Regions from separate parts of the Homo sapiens genome. Here region 1 is linked to region 2. Evidence: read pairs that join two places in POLR2A ChIA-PET (ENCODE). Cell type or tissue: PC-3. All regions are shown on one strand. Links, peaks and the distances in the headings refer to the core of each region. The heading gives the core; the rest is flanking DNA. Region 1 has its middle 140 kb from the start of THOC2. Region 2 has its middle 45 kb from the start of THOC2.

Region 1 (2,913 bases), core at 315-2,814, 190 kb after region 2:
GTTATTAAGTACATGCACATTTAAGATTATATACTCTTAGTGAGTTGACCCCTTTATCAAAATGAAATATTCCTCTTTATCCCTGGTAATATTCCTTATCCTAAATTCTATTTTGATATTAATATAACCTCTCTAGCTTTCTTTTTCTTGTGTTTGCATAGGATATTTTCTATTCTTTTTCTTTATATTGAAAATGAGTTTCTTGGTTTTTAATCCAATTTGACAATCTCTGCCTTTAGTTTGAAAGTTTACGCCATACATTTAATGTAATTATCAATATGGTTCTGTTTACATTTGATATCCTGGTATTTTCTGTTTGTTGCATCTTCTCTCTTTTTTTTTCTTTTCCTGCCTTCTTTTAAAAGGATTGTGCGTCAGTTTTCTCATTTATAAAATGAGGCTAATAACCATTTCATAAGGTTGTCCTGAGGATTAAATGACATTTATGCAAAGTGCTTAGATGGGGCCTGGCACACATTTTTATGTAGAGCTTGAGAAATATTAGTTTTTAAAAATTAGGGGATGGAGAACTCATTGTGATATCAACTCTTCAAAGGTTTTGGGTTCTAGACCTGGTTATGTACACACATGTAAGGTGCAGGTGGTTGTACAAGTGTGGTTTGAGTGGGCCTCTAAAGGCCTTAGCTCTAAAACATCTACTAGCTAGCTGTGGTATGAGAAATTCTCATAGTTAAGCACTTTACAGAGACTTCTGGAGATTTCCATATTCGTTGAGGTAAGGTATTTTGTGAGGGGGCAATCAGTTCTCACACTAGCACTGAAATATGGATGATTTCTGATGATACCCCATCATGCTCCTATTTCCTATACCTAGGAAAGCCCTGGGAGGTTGGGCAGGTAAATGTACATAGGCAAAAGTCAGTGAAAAGGACAAAGCCTTATCCTGGGAAGGGAGCCACAATGGGTAGCCCAGATGGTTCCTTGAAGGTGAAAGGAGAGGTGGGAAAGTTGCCAAAAAGGACCTAGCCCAGTTGGTTTTACCTTGGGCTGATTTGTGAAGTTAAACTTCTGAGTTTTGTATTTGCTTGGTTTACCTCAGTTTCAGTGTAGGTGAAATGTGTCCCAAATAATATTTTAACTATTCAACTCTTGAATAGTTGACTAGGTCATACTTTACAATTATCTCCAAAACATGAGGTGGCTTGTTTGGAAGTCTAAGCAGTAGTGGCTTTGGAGCAGTCGTGCTTTTCCCTCTTTTTCCTCTTCATTGAGGATTTATTTGGTCCCTCTGAACTCTTCCACATTCATCGAGAATATAAGCTCCATGAGAGCAGGGACTGTGTAATGCCAGCCTCTAACGTAGTACATGGCATATTGTAAGTATTCAATAAATATTTATTGAAAGAATGACCAATTTGTCATTTCCTCCAAATGAATAGAAATCTTTTTGATCAGATAAACATCATTATTACCTGCTTGACTCATTGCCCTCATGGATCTTTAGTTCATCTCACCTGGACCATTAACCTTCTCTAAATTGAGCACCAAACTTACACTGTGGGTTCAATCCTGTCCCTGGGCTGGAGGAGTACGAACAGTGCTACACAAGTGTTTCAGCAGCTCAGGATTAGCTTTGCTGCCGGTACAGCTTCAACTTTGGGTGCAGATTTTGGTTGTAGGATTTTTCTCCTGCCTCTTATGGCTAACTCTACCTGTGCATCCAAGTTCCATAAACAGAGCCCTTGTTCTGTATCTCAGTTTATCTAGAGTTGGTGTCCATGTCTTATACACAGTCCATCATAGCTGAGTCCCTAATGTTGCTCAGCCTACCGTACTCCTCTTCCCCAACACACATTCAGGGTTGTGGTAGCTTTGAGGGGCTTGAGAGAGGTTAAAAGACACTGGGAGAGGAATATTAGCAGAACAGAGGGTGCCACACCTCAGCTTGGCCTTTTGGGAAATTTTTTTCTAAATTGCTCTGTGAAAGGAAGGGAAAGGAGACCTTTTTCCTCTTCTCTCCTGCACTGCAGCCTATTGCTCTTAGGATCCAGAATACAGACTAGTACTAGTGGTCCCATGGTTGAGGTCATAGGCTTCTGGGAGCTGGTCTAAAAACTCTAACCACCCTTTGTTTTTATGGGAAAATATGTTCTAAAACAGTTCACTTACAGATAAATTTTGGAATACAGCTCATTACAGATCGTTATTAAGCTAATCAGACAGGCTTTCCCCACTAGGGAGCCTGAGTAAATGGATTTGCAGGTTGGTCTCTATATCAAAAATGAGTGTCACTCCTTTTCTATAACTCTGGACAAATAGAGATTTTTTTTTTTCTTTTCAAGGTTGGTATAATTATTTTTGACAGAAAATGTGTTGGCTGAAGGAAATACTCTCTTCTATTTTGGTGGTAGAGGTCATTATTCTGGGAAGGATATCAGCTTAGAGCAACTTTTAAAAACATTGGAGTTAGGCTGCATGCAGTGACTCACGCCTTAATCCCAGCACTTGGGGAGGCTGAGGTGGAAGGATCCTTTGAGCCTAGGAATTCAAAACCAGCCTGGGCAACATAGCAAGACCCCATTTCTAAAAAAAATAAAAAAAATTAGACATGGTGGACACATGCCTGTAGTCTCAGCTACTCAGGAGGTAGAGGTGGGAGGATTGCTTGAGCCCAGGAGGTCAAGGCTGCAGTGAGCTATGATTGTGCCACTGTGCTCCAGCCTGGACAACAGAGACACTGTCTCCATTAAAACAAAAGATTGGAGTTTTAATTTTTCAAATACATTTTCTCGTTATAACTAAAATAAGACTAATTGAGTCAATTTACATGACAAATTTTCCCAGGGTCTCTAACCCTTCAGTTCTGTTGGCAGACAGGAAATATTGATGTCTGGTGTCCTAGAAACAAGAATATGCTAACCTTTGAAGAAAGAACATTTTGTGTAATAGAAG
Region 2 (2,913 bases), core at 102-2,601:
ATTGTAAACTTCATGAAAACAGGGACATATTCTTGTATGTCCAGCATACAAGAACAAACAGTGCCTTGCACATTATAGGTGACTCATAAATACGATATTAATGAAGAAATTGTGTAACACCTATATAAAGGAGACTAGGCCGGGCGCGGTGGCTCTCGCCTGTAATCCCAGCACTTTGGGAGGCCGAGGCGGGCGGATCATGAGGTCAGGAGATCGAGACCATCCTGGCTAACACGGTGAAACCCCGTCTCTACTAAAAAATACAAAAAAAAAAAAAAAGAAAAAAAAATTAGCCAGACATGATGGCGGGCGCCTGTAGTCCCAGCTACTCGGGAGGCTGAGAGCCAGGAGAATGGCGTGAACCCGGGAGGCATAGCTTGCAGTGAGCCGAGATCACGCCACTGCACTCCAACTCCAGCCTGGGCGACAGAGCAAGACTCTGTCTCAAAAAAAAAAAAAAAAAAAAAAGAGACTAAAATTAATCTAGAGGGACAGCAAAGGATTGAATTTTGCAAAAGTAGTAATTATTCCCAAATTAATTTATATATTTATCACCATTCTGATTTTAAAACTGCACAGTACTTTTTGGATCACAAGGTCAGGAGATCGAGACCATCCTGGCTAACATGGTGAAACCCCCGTCTCTACTAAAAATACAAAAAAAATTAGCTGGGTGTGGTGGTGGGCGCCTGTAGTCCCAGCTACTCGGGAGGCTGAGGCAGGAGAATGGCGTGAACCCGGGAGGCGTAGCTTGCAGTGAGCCGAGATCGCGCCACTGCATTCCAGCCTGGGCGACTGAGCAAGACTCCGTCTCAACCAAAAAAAAAAAAAAAAAAAAAAAAAAAATATATATATATATATATATATATATATGTATATATTACACATAACATTAAAACCAAAGGGAAAAAAACCCAAAAACCAGTTTGTTACTTCACATGGCATTGGGCAGCTGCTGCTAATTTAAGTTGAAAGCTCTATAGCTAGCTAGCTACATGACTGATTCATCAGTTTGAGATTTGTTCTCCTGTCAAAAGTTTAAGTCTGATGGAAGGTTGGCTTCACATTCTGGTGTTTGGACATCCCTTAGCTAGCATATGTCTGGTCAAAAAGATCTTTGTGGGCCGGGCGCGGTGGCTCACGCCTGTAATCCCAGCACTTTGGGAGGCCGAGGCGGGCGGATAACGAGGTGAGGAGATCGAGACCATCTTGGCTAACACGGTGAAACCCCCGTCTCTACTAAAAATACAAAAAAATTAGCCGGGCGTGGTGGCTGGCGTCTGTAGTCCCAGCTACTCGGGAGGCTGAGGCAGCATAATGGCGGGAACCCGGGAGGCAGAGCTTGTAGTGAGCCGAGATCGCGCCACTGCACTCCAGCCTGGGGGACACAGCGAGACTCCGTCTCAAAAAAAAAAAAAAAAAAAAAAAGATATCTGTGGCAAGCCAGATATCCTGTCACCTCACCAAAGGGAAGGTATCCTCTCTAAGCTCTGCCCTCTTGGTTAGGTTGGAGATACCAGGGGATCTTTCTTTTACCACCAAAGGCTCCCTCTAGTGGTACTGCTGCTGTTGCTCTCAGCAGGTGGTGACATTCGCTTAGGGCAGGGAACTGCAGAGAGGGAGCTGAGGAGCTTCTTGCCAGACACAGCCTAGTCGTCTGTGATCTTAGGACTCTGGGCTTGGGTGAAACATCACGTTATTGCTTTGTTTCAGGCTTGATACTACCAGGTGCCTACTCCTTGACCTTTGTTTAAATGAGGTACTTCAAGAATAGACAATTTCACGCGCGTCCGTGTAAAGAGACTACCAAACAGGCTTTGTGTGAGCTGTAAAGAGACTACCAAACAGGCTTTGTGTGAGCAATAAAGCTTTTTAATCACCTGGGGGCAGGCAGGCTGAGTCCGAAAAGAGAGTCAGCGAAGGGAGATAGGGGTGGGGCCGTTTTATAGGATTTGGGTAGGTGGTGGAAAATTACAGTCAAAGGGGGTTGTTCTCTGGCTGGCAGGGGTGGGGGACACAAGGTGCTCAGTGGGGGAGCTTTTGAGCCAGGATGAGCCAGGAGAAGGAATTTCACAAGGTAAGGCCATCAGTTAAGGCAGGAACAGGCCATTTTCACTTCTTTTGTGATTCTTCAGTTGCTTCAGGCCATCTGGATATATACGTGCAGGTCACAGGGGATATGATGGCTTAGCTTGGGCTCAGAGGCCTGACAGACAAAATGACTCTTTTCAGTTTATTGCATGAAGGAGTTACACTAGTCCAAATTAAAAGTAGATCACGGCCAGGCGTGGTGGCTCACGCCTGTAATCCTAGCACTTTGGGAGGCCGAGGAGGGTAGATCACCTGAGGTTAAGAGTTCGAGACCAGCCTGGCCAACATGGTGAAACCTCGTCTCTAGTAAAAATACAAACATTTGCCGGGTGTGGTGGCAGGCGCCTGTAATCCCAGCTACTTGGGAGGCTGAGGCAGGAGAATCGCTTGAACCCAGGAGGCAGAGGTTTCAGTGAGCCGAGATCATGCCACTGCACTCCAGCCTGGGCAACAGAGCAAAAACTCCATCTCAAAAAAAAATAAATAAATAAAAAATTAAAAAATTAGGCGGTTATGGTGGTGCGTGCCTATAGTTCCAGCTACTCGGAAGGCTGAGGCAGGAGGCTTGCTTGAGCCCAGGAGTTCCAGGCTACAGCGAGCTGTGATCACACCACCGCACTCCAGCCTGGGCTACAGAGAGACTTTATCTCTTAACAGCAACAACAACAACAACAAGCAAAGAAAAAAGCAGGTGAGGGGTTTCGAAGCATGACACAAGCCAAGTTTTTTGTTTGTTTGTTCCTTTGTTTGTTTTTGAGATGGGGTCTTTCTCTGTCTCCAGGGTGGAGTGCGACGGTGCGATCATAGCTCACTGCAGCCTCG

Evidence for each region. Peaks named below come from ENCODE experiments on the same cell type or tissue, not always from the same donor. Only the 100,000 strongest peaks of a DNase experiment are listed, where the experiment ranks them.
Region 1: POLR2A ChIA-PET joins it to region 2 with 8 read pairs; 3 of 35 experiments call an interaction of 5 or more read pairs at or near these places.

The regions. Positions count from the first base shown.
Region 1 is chrX:123,591,773-123,594,685 of GRCh38, reverse strand. No RefSeq gene overlaps it. Among named protein-coding and RNA genes, the nearest start is that of THOC2, 140 kb to the left of the region's middle. In PC-3, for the core only: no CTCF peak of the experiment used is centred there; no DNase peak of the experiment used is centred there.
Region 2 is chrX:123,776,596-123,779,508 of GRCh38, reverse strand. No RefSeq gene overlaps it. Among named protein-coding and RNA genes, the nearest start is that of THOC2, 45 kb to the right of the region's middle. RefSeq lists an enhancer at 740-1,532. In PC-3, for the core only: a CTCF peak has its summit at 1,572 (motif pointing left); a DNase peak (open chromatin) is centred at 1,578; H3K27ac peaks cover 316 bases.